Regions from separate parts of the Homo sapiens genome. Here region 1 is linked to region 2. A link is a contact called in ENCODE Hi-C data. All regions are on one chromosome and are shown on one strand. The core of a region is the stretch at or near the end of the contact, and the rest is flanking DNA. Distances in the headings are between cores, read along the strand shown.

Region 1 (6,777 bases), core at 3,093-5,592, 1.0 Mb before region 2:
TGGGGATACAGAGTAGAAGGAGGGTTACTAGAGGCTGGGAAGGGTAGTGAGGGGACAGAAGGGAGGCTGGGACAGTTAATGGGTACAAAAGAATAGTTAGAATGAATGAATAAAACCTAGTATTTGGGCCAGGCACAGTGGCTCACGACTATAATCCCAGCACTTTGGGAGGCCAAGGTGGGTGGATAACAAGGTTAGGAGTTTGAGACCAGCCTGGCCAATATGGTGAAATCCCATCTCTACTAAAATACAAAAAAATTAGCTGGGTGTGGTGGCACACACCTGTAGTCCCAGCTACTTTGGAGGCGGAGACAGGAGAATCGCTTGAACCCGGGAGGCAGAGGTTGCAGTGAGCCAAAATCACATCACAGCACTCCAGCCTGGGTGACAGAGCAAGACTCCATCTCAGAAAAAACAAAAACGAAAACAAAACCAAACCAAACCCTAGTATTTGATAGCATGACAGGGTGACTATAGTCAATAATAATTATACATTTTAAATAAAATAATATAATTGGATTGTTTGTAACACAAAGAGTAAATGCTTGAGGGGATGGATACCCCATTTTCCATGATGTGATTATTATGCATTGCATGCCTGTCTCAGAATATCTCATGTACCACATAAGTATATACATCTACTACATATGCACAAAAATAAAATATAAAAAAATTATAAATACAATTTAAAAACACTTGAAGAGGTAAGGTCAGGTTATGTATGGTATAAAATCTTTTAGTGAAGGTGTGTCAGGATATAGTTTGTACAAGTCAGGGCATCTGGTATTTGAGATTACCAAGCTAAAACCATCTCAGTTTGTGAGAAGTGGCACCAATCAAACAGAAAGCCCTCTTTTCTCCATTCCATTTTTTTTTCTTCAAAGCTGTCATTTGCTATAAGTTATATTCAGTTTAAGAGGTGCTAGTCATAGTTTGTTGGGCTAAATTTTGCCATTTGTACTTTATTCTGGCAGACAAATGAGTTTAATTTGGCTTGTTTAGTATATTTTGAAATAATTTTTAATACAAATATTAAAAAGTAAGTAATGGAAGGGGAGGTCCATTTCATCTAGGTTCGAAAATTGGACTGGTATATTCTTTTAGTAAGTGTGGAATTTTTAAACTAATTACGGAATTAACCCATAATTGGGGAAGATAAAGATCTGGGAAAAGCTGGAAAGTTGGTTTAGTGGAATGTCAGTTGCTCCTGGAGTCAAATAACCTAAATTTGAGTCAACTTATTATCCAGTGCCCTTAGGAATGTCATTTAAATTATTTAAGTATCTGTTTCCTTATCTATGAAGGGAGAGGAAGAACACCTACTTAAAAGGACAGGAGGTAATATTTTAAAGGCAGTTCCTAAATTGTACATGTTTAAATACACATAGGTATGTTTATTAAGTGAAAAGGCATTTGCAATACATGGAATCTTAAAATTATATCAGTAATTTAAATTTAATTTCTAAAGTTATAGCTGTAAAACAAGTATCTTCCTGTATCAGCTCTGGGCAACAACTTCCCCAGGTGATATTTGAGCTGAATGAGCTCAAGTTTGAATTAACGTGATATCTCAATGTAGTGTTTCTTGGGTTGATTGCAGCAACTCTGAGTAGCTGGTTCTCAGGCAAGACCTCTTTCTTATCTTGCAGCTTTTACCATTAGGAGATATATCACCTATCTTGCCTTACATTAAGAAGAGTATCTTCATGTCCCTTTCTGAGCTACACACGATGTGATTTAGTTTGGATTTCATTCTTTCAGAAAAGTGTAGCCATTTGCTTGCTGCAATAGAACTTTTTTCCCTCCGCAGCCTTCGCTGCAACACAGTGGGTCATGTCTAAAAAAACAAGGTGCCTGTTTTATAATCGCTTTGATTTTTTCAGGAATAGCACCCACAGCAGAAAGAAGTGAACTTGTTTTGCAGATTGTAGATGTGGCACATTTATTCACATGTATTCTGAGTAGTAAAGTGTTAATTTTTCAAAACTACTACTTAAGCCTTGCAACCTTTTGCCCTTAAGTCTCTAGGAATGAAGAGTTAATTTGACTAGTACTGAATTATATAAGAAAGTGTTCTAAAAACTCACAAGTACACTTTAATGTATTTGGTTCCATTCAAAATCTGTTTACTCATTCAGATATATGTGAATAATTTTAATTATGCATTGTTTTTAAAGAAATATCTTAGACTGAGTATGTTATAATTAATTATTTAAAAAACTATATTATTTCCTGAGTATTGTCTCCAACTGAAGAATTCCACGTCTTTTTGCATGCTTTGAATGTTTACTACCAAGCCATATAACTTCATAGTAATTAGTTAATAAATTTCCTTTTCTGTGTTCGAATTCTTATAATGAGATTAGAGTTATAAAGTGAAGTTTATTTTATTTTACTTATTTATCTACATGAGGAAGCTTGTTGACTGAATATAAAGACATTATTACTGTCAGATTTTTTTTTTTTTTTTGAGACAGAGTCTTGCTCTGTTGCCCAGGCTGAGGTGCAGTGGCAGGATCTCAGCTCACTGCAAGCTCCGCCTCCTGGGTTCATGCCATTCTCCTGCCTCAGCCTCCTGAGTATCTGGGACCACAGGCGCCCGCCACTATGCCCGGCTAATTTTTTGTATTTTTAGTAGAGATGGGTTTTCACCGTGTTAGCCAGGATGGTCTCAATCTCCTGACCTCGTGATCCACCCGCCTCAGCCTCCCAAAGTGCTGGGATTACAGGTGTGAGCCACCACGCCTGGCTAATTTCTTTTTGTATTTTTAGTAGAGACGGGCTTTCACCATGTTAGCCAGGGTGGTCTCAATCTCCTGACCTCGTGATCCACCCGCCTCGGCCTCCCAAAGTGCTGGGATTACAGGCATAAGCCACGGCGCCCAGCTTACTGTCAGATTTTTAAATGTGATTTACAAGCAGCTTGGCTTTGACTTTTGATGGCCTAACTGATTTTGAGAATTATCAGACATTTAATGTATGAATCTTTGCAAGTGGGGAAATGCTATATTATTTTATAACAGTTAGTATGACCTGCTTTTTGCCATTGGTTTAGTAGTAAAGACCTTTTTGTAATTAAAAAGATAGTAATCAATTAGGGGGAAAAGGTATTGTGTCATTATTCAAATAGAGGAGACTTGTAATATTGGAAGCAGATGGTGCCAGGGGAAGTGACTTACAGACACTTATAGGTGCAATAGGTTATAGTGCCCCCTCCCAGCATTTTTTCTAAATAGCAGAGTTTTTTGTTTTTGTTTTTCCTATGGAAAAAGAAATGAGAATATCTTTCAGTTCTGTGTGATTTGGCTTCAGAGATCTTCTCAAAGATAAAAGATAATGAGTTTAAGGTACTTAAAAAAGAGCAGGGAAAGCCATTATATTTATGTGGAATTTTCTATTTTTGGTGCAGGTGGAACCTCTTTGAAGGTTTGCCATTAAGAAAAAAAAAATCCCAGGGGAAAAGTAGGGACAGTAACCAGTATCATGACAAGTAATCTCTAGTGTTTCGAAGTGATCCATAGGGCATTATTTAAAGGGAAATGATCACAAGCTCAGAACGTAGTCATGTTCTTCTGGTGTGAAACTAGAAATGGGGAACTGGGCGAGGGAGGGAACTGGAGCATTACTCTTAAAGTCTTAGGGTTAAACCTCAAAGGTCTTATAGAGACATTTCCTGTTCAGTTCAGCTATTCACTTATTCAACAAATATTTACTGAGCATGTACAATTTGCCATACACTATTATAGGTGAGGACAACAGTAGTGTAAAAACCAGTTTGTACCCTCATAGAGTTTATGTTCTAGTAGGGAAGATGGTCAATGAATTATGAGGTCAGATGGTGATAGGTGCTTAGAAGAAAACCAAACTGAGATCAGGGGTGAGTCTAATCAGGAAGCCCTCCCCTTAATTTATTCATTTGTTGATGTATCTGTTCATTTATTTGTTTAATGAAATAATTGTTGATCTTAAGCAAGACAGTTTACTTTCTGCTTTCAGTGACTTATGTAAGTGAGTTGTATGAACTCAGAACTAGTTTTCTCATACAAAAAAAGTTAAACAACTAAAGTTAAATTTCTTAGCTGGCTCACAGAATCTCCTTGAACCCATGTTAAAAATTTCACTGTGGTACTATGATAGGAGACTCCACTCTGGTTCTTAGGAGGACAGAACCAAGGAAAATGAGAGAAAATGTGGAGAGGAGTCTTTTGCTGTAGAATTGGCAGTCATCTTTTAGGGAGATTTTTAAATAAGCTAGTTTTGGTTTCACATTCTTCTATCAGATTTTCACCACCTTAGACTTCCCCTGTTTCCCCTCGCTGCCTTTTTCAGTCCTCCTTTCTCCTCCCCGCAGCCTGCTTTACTCATAAAAAGTGCTTTGTGGCATTCTAGCATTTTCTTAGAGGGGAGCAGTTTGACTGAACAACTTCTTCTAAGTGTATGAATGAGACATAATATAAGCATAACCCTAACCTGAACGAAGGTATTTGCATTTTCTGAAGAGGACACTTGAATCACTAATTGCTGGCATTTTGAGCTACCTGAAAAAGCTATGTGAAAATCCTCAGAGAATGTAGAGGACCTACTGTGGGCAGGAGGCCATTGGGTCTGTCAGGAAGGCCAACAATTCCTTTCAGTCTCCTGCCCAGGTAAGGTGTGCAGCCTTGCTTTTTAACTTTTTCTCTTCCTTCCATGAAAAAACTGGTGTTTCTTTTTTGTTGTTGTTGTTTTCTCTGATGGCTCTCATGCATTTTTATTTTCTGCCTTTTATAAGCTGGGTGGTTGCAAATGAGGGTAGTGTGGATAGGGTTCATGCTCCTGAGGCCCATATTCTGGCCTGTCAGCATGTTGAGCCAAAACAATGACAATAACAATGACAATATTAATGACTATGTTTTCTGACTGCCTAAGTATGCTAGTATTTCACATATATTCATGATACCATTTGGTCTTTACTACAGTCCTGAAGGGTTCATAAGAAGACCATTTGTAGATAAAGAAGGCAAGGGAGGTGAGAGGTTAAGATATTTGCCCCAGATTACAGGGCTAGTAAATGCAGTTGGGTTTGATCACACTTGGGTTTGTTTGATCCTGAAGTCTCTTTTCTTTTCCCTACTACTGTCCCAGAAATAAGTGACTGGTGATTCCAGAGGAACTGTTCCCTTGTTAGGCTCGAGCTGTTTTAACTCAGGATCACCAAGTGACTCTTGATGTTCTGCATACCGAGGCAAATGGATTAGGCTACAGAAGAAAGACTTGGAGCAGGAGTTCCAGTGGAGTGATTTTACTCATGTTAGCTTACCAGCCTCAGAGATGTGCCCGGGAGTCTGTTCCTATTTTAGGTACCCAAACTTCAGCAGGCCTTCAGGACCCATGGTACTTGGACTCTTTCCTGGACTTCATGGTATCTGGGCTCCTTCTCTCTTGAGTATTTAGATAAACACATGAACAGTCAGTTAGTGCATTGAACTCACGATACATTGATTGGTTCCTCTTGTGGTATTAACAGAGCTTATTGCTGCAGATTTTACTGACAGATAAAACTGGCACTAAAATTATCTATTTGTATTTCCTTCTCCATGAGACACTTTCATTGATTGTTTACTTTTATCCCCTATAAAAATACCTAGTGAGAAATCTGTGTTTTTAGTGTCTTTTTTGTTCTGCTTGGGGACCATGGCAAACCTTTGGTTGTGGTTGTACAATCAGTTATTCAAGTATTTCAACAATTGGCTGCATTAATTTTTTTCTTTTTTCAAAGGGATTGGGGAATTGGCAGTGGTGCTCAGGTTGCTGTATTTGGAATATAGAATGATCTGCTTGTCTCAAGTGAAAAACTCCTTGTAGACTTGGAAAAAGAGTTTGCCTTTGACTGCATAGGCTGGTACCTATTTTTTGATTTTCTAGCATTTTTCCAATTGGCCCATTCAACTTCCTTTATACCCTTTGTGATGTGAGGTATCGGATGCAATATTCTTTGTATGGTGCCATCCTTCATCCAGATGCATATGTTCTAGTGAAGCCAAACTGAAGGAAGAGAATGACTCTATTATGATGGATTAGTGTGCATATATTAGTCTATTTTCATCCTGCTAATAAAGATGTACGCAGGACTGGGCAATTTACAAAAGAAAGAGGTTTAATGAACTTAACAGTTCCACATGGTTGTAGAGGCCTCACAATCATGGTGGAAAGCAAGAAGGAACAAGTCACGTCTTACATGGATGGCAGCAGGCAAAGAGAGAGAGCTTGTGCAGGGAAACTCCCATTTTTAAAACCATCAGACCTCATGAGACCCACTCACCATCAGGAGAATAGCATGGGAAAGACTAGCCCTCATGATTCAACAGTCTCCCACTGGGTCCCTTCCACAGCATATGGGAATTATGGGAGCTACAAGATGAGAGTTGGGTGGGAACTCTGAGCCCAACCATATCATTCCATCCCTGGCTCCTCCCAAATCTCCTGTCTTCACATTTCAAAACCAATCATGCCTTCCCAACAGTCCCCCAAAGTCTTTACTCATTTTAGCATTAACTCCAAAGTTCACAGTCCAAAGTCTCATCTGAGACAAGGCAAGTTCCTTTCACCTATGATCCTGTAAAAGGCACTGGGTAAATACAGCTCTTCCACATGGGAGAAATTGGTCAAAACAAAGGGGCTAAAGACCCCATGCAAGTCTGAAATCTAGCTGGGCAGTCAAATCTTAAAGCTTCAAAATGATCTCCTTTGGCCCCAGGTCTCATATCCAGGTCATGCTGATATAAGATATGGGTTCCC
Region 2 (6,537 bases), core at 80-2,579:
CCGGCCTGTTGATGAGCTGTCTTTTTCAGGATACATATATGAAGTTATTTGTAAGCTGGTCCTAGAGAAACTTCAAGTTTACCTGATGATCAGGCTTTGAGACTTCAGGGCACATATGGCATGCCCAAACTAACGACCATCCTCTATTCTAATCACAGTTAAAGTCAGCTGTGGGAGGCTGCCGCCCTTGAATGGTTTATAATCAGCTTGAGACATGAAACTGACTCATTTCTGGAAGTGTGGGGGCTGTTCTTTCACTCTTTTCAGTACATGAATGCCACCATAAAATAAGATTAAATGCTCTGGGGTTTTCCCCGCTGTTTCCCTTCCCTATTTGTTACCTTTTCATGGTATGTGGGCTCATACTGTATTTATGTTTTCTTAGCTTCAAATTATCTCACTCACAATTTTGTATTAAACAGCCTGCTTTGCCCTACTTCTAAAATAGGACATACATTCCTATTATGTTATATTTTCATCACATTGTTTTAAAGAAATGAACACCTTAAAAGTAAATATGTATGATACTTAAACTCGTTAAAGTTAAGTATCTTCCTTGGTGTCCCAATCTATTCAATGTCATCTCCTGGGAGATTACTTGTGAGCTTCTTTCATGTTGTCTAAAGGTAGCTGTAAACTTGTTCTCTAAAATACTATTATTAAGAAATCCCATTGAAATTATAGGCTTTTTTCCTGAGGCTTCCAAACTTCAAGCTACAGAGTTTTATTTCCTTCTCTTAAAAATGTCTTTGGCCTCCTAAATTATAGACACACATCTTCTAGAATTTTATAGAGATTTACCTTACTTGAGTTATTGTTCCTACGGATTTTGAAAAATCTTTCAAAGATCTGTCCTACTTAAGTTGCTCTTGCCTTGAACTTCAGCTAATCTTCCTGAGCAATATCATAAGGTAAGAATCTGATATGACTCTATTAGTCTGAAAATCAGACCAAAAGGCAACTGACTTGTACATATGAAGTATACAGCTTATTGTTACGATAGAGCGAAATAAATATATGAAAAGATAAATAAAAAGGTACTTTTAAAAATGTTTACCTACCATGGACACAGGAACTGGTGAACTTTTTGAAGTCCCCCAAGTTCTTAGCACAGCACTGTTGTCAAGAGTGTTGGCGGGTCGCGGTGGCTCACGCTTGTAATCCCAGCACTTTGGGAGGCTGAGGCGGGGGGATCATGAGGTCAGGAGTTGGAGAACCGCTAGGCCAACACGGTGAAAGCCCGTCTCTACTAAAAACACAAAAAAATTAGCCGAGCGTAGTGGCGGGCGCCAGCAGTCCCAGCTGCTCCGGAAGCTGAGGCAGGAGAATGACGTGACCCCGGGAGGCGGAGCTTGCAGCGAACCGATATCGCGATACTGCACTCCAGCCTGGGCGACAGAGCGAGACTCCCTCTCAAAAAAAAAAAAAAAACTGTTAGGTATATATTACGGTATATATATTAAGGCAGACCTGGGTCGGTCTCATACTGGGTAAGGTGCTGCTAGTTCTTGCTATGGTAGAAAGATATATCAGGCTTTCAGCCGGGCACAGTGGCTCACACCTGTAATCCCAGCACTTTGGGAGGCCGAAGCGGGCGGATCGCGAGGTCAGGAGATAGAGACCATCCTGACTAACATGGTGAAACCCCGTCTCTACTAAAAAAAAAAAAAAAAAAAAAAAAAAAATTAGCTGGTTGTGGTGGCCGGGCCTATAGTCCCAGCTACTCGGGAGGCTGAAGCAGGAGAATCGCTTGAACCGGGCAGCAGTTGGAGGTTGCAGTGAGATGAGATCATGCCACTGCACTCCAGCCTAGCGACACAGCGAGACTCCGTTTCAAAGAAGAAAAATATGTATATATATATATATATATATATATATATATATATATATATGTATAGAGAGAGAGAGAGCAGGCTTTCTCTTGGTTTTAAGATTCTCCTGTCTTTTTTTTTTTTTTTTCCCGAGTTTCGCTCTTGTTGCCCAGGTTGGAGTGCAGTGGCGCGATTTCGGCTCACTGCAACCTCCACCTCCCGGCTTCAAGCGGTTCTCCTGCCACAGCCTCCCAAGTAACTGGGATTACAGGCATGCGCCACCACGCCCGGCTAATTTTGTATTTTTAGTGGAGACGGGGTTTCTGCATGTTGGTCATGTCTGGTCTCCAACTCCTGACCTCAGGTTATATGCCCACCTCGGCCTCCCAAAGTGCTGGGATAACAGGCGTGAGCCACCGCGCTGGGCCAAGATTCTCTCATCTTTAGCACAGTGTCTCTGCCTCTTACCTGCCCTGGATTAATTGCTCCATCTGAATAACTGGTTTCTGCATGCTTCTCAGTTTCTAAGCAGTCACTCAACTCTGACACTTCTGCTTCCTCTTTAACCAGTATCCTTAACATTCTCCCTCATTTTTGACAATGTACTCATCCTGATTATGCAAATGATTACAAATCTCTATCTGAGATATTTGAATCTATAGTTTTAATCTCACAGCACTGATCATCCAGTACCTACAGTACATTCAAGTTATAAGTTCCATGGAGGTAAAAATTCTCTAACTTGTAACTGTATAAAGGCATTAAAGCATGACACTCTAAAGGCATTAAAGAATCAACAAAAGAATGATACTTCTGGTATGAATATAGCTGCAGAAATCAGGATTCTGCATTTCTTTTCTCAAAAATAATTGAAAATAGAAAAAATTTTTAATAATCATGCGGAACTCCAATTTTTGGCAAATTGGAAGACATTTATAATCATAGCTTCCAAATTGATGAAAGAGATCACAAAAGCTATATGGGATAAAACAAAAATTAAAAACCGTAGAGAGGAATATAAGCAAAGAGGGAGCCTTATAATATCAAATCTCAAAATTTTCTGGCAAAAGATATACTTCCTGAAGAGGAGGGATAAGCCCAGAAATGCAAAAATCTATCATCTTATTTCTGCTATGGGTGCATGAACTGGAGTAAGATAGACTGGCAGCAATAGCATTACTGGACCCAGTCTGGTTCCAAGAATAGAGGAAGCAATAATATACAAATAATGACACAGACACTGCACATGTTCTAAAGGCGTTTTTCTGTGGTATTTGAGTAGAAAGGAGACTTTTTGTTGTGAAAGCCAGAAAAATTACATATCAATTCCTATTGTTCTCCAGCACAAAAATCTCTTGCACATATTAAGAAATACAAAATAATTCAACAATAGATACTGAAAAATAGGAAGACATTAAAGGAGGAAGAAAGTAAAGTACAGGCAACAAAAGAGAAGAATACTTAACAGGAAAGCATGAAACAGCAAGTAAAATCATAGCAAATATTTTAGCAAGCATTTTAAAATATTTTATAAAGCAAACTCCACTATGAAGGAAGACACAAAGCAGAAAGACAGAACTCAAAGAATAGACAGCAAAACAATAAAAGAAAATAAATTGCAAACTGGCAGGATTTGGAAAAGAATTAGAAGAAAAAAAGCTGTCACTGATTATGACAGAATTCAGTACAGTACATGGGGTTTATGCTTCTGTCATGATAGGGTGAATGGAGCAAGACTTAATTGTGCACTATAACCAACTAGAAAAATAGAAAAAATAATGCAAATAAAGAGTTTGCAGACATCCTACAACACATATTATATGATTATAGTCAGTAAGAGAAGAAAAAAAATTTAGGTGAGTCTTGTAATCAAACTGGATTTCTCCACCGAAGAACTTTCTGAACCACATTGTCAGGAGGTAGATTCCAAGCAGAGCTAGGTGGTTACACTGAGTTGTGTAGACAGAGATCAGAGTGCTTAGAGTTTTTGAGCCTGAAATTCTGAATGGAAGACAACAGGAAAGGAGAGAACATATAAATAAGTAAATCAGGAAATCTTTACAATCATCTCAGAGTCAGTTGCTGAACACTAAGTCATGCGTATATAGGCCAAGGCAAAAAGCAAAAAGGAAGCTGTGTGTCAAACAATTTCCAGCTCTTACGCAGCTCTGGGAAAAGTTCAAGTTCTCAGAAGCCAGAGTATACATTATTCACTGAATACTCAGAACTTTCTGTAAAAATACCAAGAGGGCTATAGTAGGCATACAGTAAAGATTGTTCTAAATTCACCCTACTAAAGCCTTAAAGAAGGGCTAGAATGGACAAAACTGGACTGCAAGAAACTTAACTGCCTGCCAGAACAAAGAGCAACATATTTTGAAGGAAGACAAAAAATATGACACTCAACAGCATGAAATTCATAATGTCCAGCACTCAATCAAATACTGTTATATACATGGAAAAGCAGGAAAATTAAATCCACATCTAGGAGAAAAACCAGTCACTACAAATAGATCACAAATGACAGAAATGAGGAAATTAGCAGACACCAACATTTAAAAACCTACCAAAACACGGCTCAAGCATGTAAAGAGTAACATGAACATAATGAAGGAACACATAGAATGTAGGACAAAAAGTGTCAAACTTCTAGAGAAATAAATGTATTAAAGAATAAATTCACTGGATGAAATTAACAGTAGATTAGGCATGATAGGAAAAATATCAATGAACTTGAAGACAGTGGTAGAAACTATCCTAAATACAGATCAGAAAGAAAAAAGTCTAAAAAAGAATAAGTAATGAAGTCCCAGTAACTTGGAAAACGATATTAACTGCTGTAACATTAGTATAATTGGAATTCATGGAACAGGTGAGACACTGAGGGTCAGAAAAAATATTGGAAGTAATAATAGCCAAAATATTTACAAATTTAATAAAAATAAGAAATCTTCAGGAACAAAATTAATAAACTCCAGTAAGATAAACACAAAGAAAAACATACCAAAGTACAACAGGAGGGAGTTGTTAAAACCAGTAATAAAAAGAAAATCTTAAAAGCACCCAGAGGAAAATAGACATATTGCATACAAAAGAACAAAGACAAACATGAATGCACACTTCCAGTCAGAAACTATTGAAATCAGAAGACAGCGAAACATTTTAAAGTGCTGAAAGAAAAAACAATCATTTCAAGCTATAATTCTATATCCCCAGAAAAAAAATCCTTCAAAACTAAAGGGAAAATGGACATTTCTTCAGGCAAAGAGTTAATCTATATATTTTTTAAGTTAATAAAAGATTTCAGGGAGCTAAATATATATATATACACACACATATCTATATCTATATCATATATATATATATATATATATATATATATATATATATATATATATACCAAATGGAAACTTGTACCTATATAAAAGAATGGTGAGTACTTGAAAGGGTAAATATTTTGATGAATATACTTTTCTTTTTAAAGATTTCTTTAATTTCTTTAAAGTTGAGTATGTAAGGCAAATATAGAAACAAAATTGATTGAAATTTTATGTAGAAATAAAATGTGAGACAAAAATGGCACAAAAAAAGGGTGGGATGGAAATGGTATAATATTATTTGAAGATACTCTGTGATAAAAGTGTATCAGTCAGGGTTCAGTCATGTCAAAGAAACCATATAGAGTAAGTATAAGATAAAGTTTGAACAGCGTAAGTATAATATAAAGAAAACATTAAAATCTGTTGTGTTTAGTTGTGTAAAGAAGCAGATGGAAGGGATATGAAAGGAAGTAACACTGTTCTGACTATGTCTTTTTGAATAATTTTCATTTTGGAAGTATTCTTCATGTTCAAAAACTTAAACTAAATCAATATTTAACAAGAATGGGGAAAAGATCTAAAACTAATGCAAACAAAAACAAATGAACCCAACTGTAATTCCAAATAAAAAATACTAAATACACTGAAAAGAAAAAATAAAAGAACTAATACAAGTAACTTTTGATCACAAGTATTTTGATTATACACTCTCAATCCAGGTTAAAAAAAAACAGAACTGTTAAGAAATCTTGAACTCTTATTAGTAGGTTTGTTGTAGTACAGATGATTGAACAAATGAGCTGATGTTATTGCAAGTGAGGGTTTCCACTGTGGAGGCAGGGAGATAGAAATATAGAAAAATCTTGTAGGTTTGGTTTGCAAGTGAAAGTATTAATATGAACTTTTACTTTACTTAGATATATACATACACACATGCATATAAATATCATAGCTCTGTTTGTTGGAGAGGTCAAGAAGTAATAACACACCAACAATGAACATAATTTCTGCTCAGATCTTGTTTTCTAAATGCTATTTTCCACTAAAGATACCAGGGGAAGGTCAGGGGAAGTTCAACATGAGTCTGGATGATCTTGTTGAGTCAGGGGGATAGTGCTTAAAAAGTGATGTCAAGAACCCCTAGAATCCAGCCTGTAGGGTCTTCCATTGAATAAATCCAGGAAAATTTGAGCATCAAAACAAATAAGGTGGTAATAGAATGTAACCCAAAGATTAAAATATGAATCCATAAGTCTATACTGAAGAAAGACAGAAGGAAGGAAAGAAGAAGAAAAAGATCTTCATTATAGTAAGCTTTGACTGACGAATATGAAGAGAGTGATTGATAGAGTTAAAAAATCATTATTTTTCAAGTATCATAGTTAACATTGGGTCAGACAAGAATC

The links. A loop is a pair of places that touch in the nucleus more often than their neighbours do. Pooled maps may share reads with other maps.
Region 1: a loop to region 2 is called in a pooled map, with 11 times the contacts of the local background. The contact joins the enhancer-like site here to the promoter of LINC02327 in region 2. A Hi-C loop is called at or near these places in 4 of 37 single-sample maps with no recorded cell type and 4 of 50 pooled maps.

The regions. Positions count from the first base shown.
Region 1 is chr14:29,855,301-29,862,077 of GRCh38, reverse strand. The region is part of intron 1 of PRKD1 (protein kinase D1); the gene reads left to right. Among named protein-coding and RNA genes, the nearest start is that of PRKD1, 69 kb to the left of the region's middle. Within about 2 kb of position 4,342, at least 2 of the 41 ENCODE cell types and tissues checked have a DNase peak (open chromatin) inside an H3K27ac peak, as active enhancers do.
Region 2 is chr14:28,825,027-28,831,563 of GRCh38, reverse strand. LINC02327 (long intergenic non-protein coding RNA 2327) reads right to left here and starts at 1,329. Exons shown (of 4, transcript NR_184199.1): 1 at 1,062-1,329. LINC02281 (long intergenic non-protein coding RNA 2281) reads left to right here and starts at 1,411. Exons shown (of 4, transcript NR_187181.1): 1 at 1,411-1,490.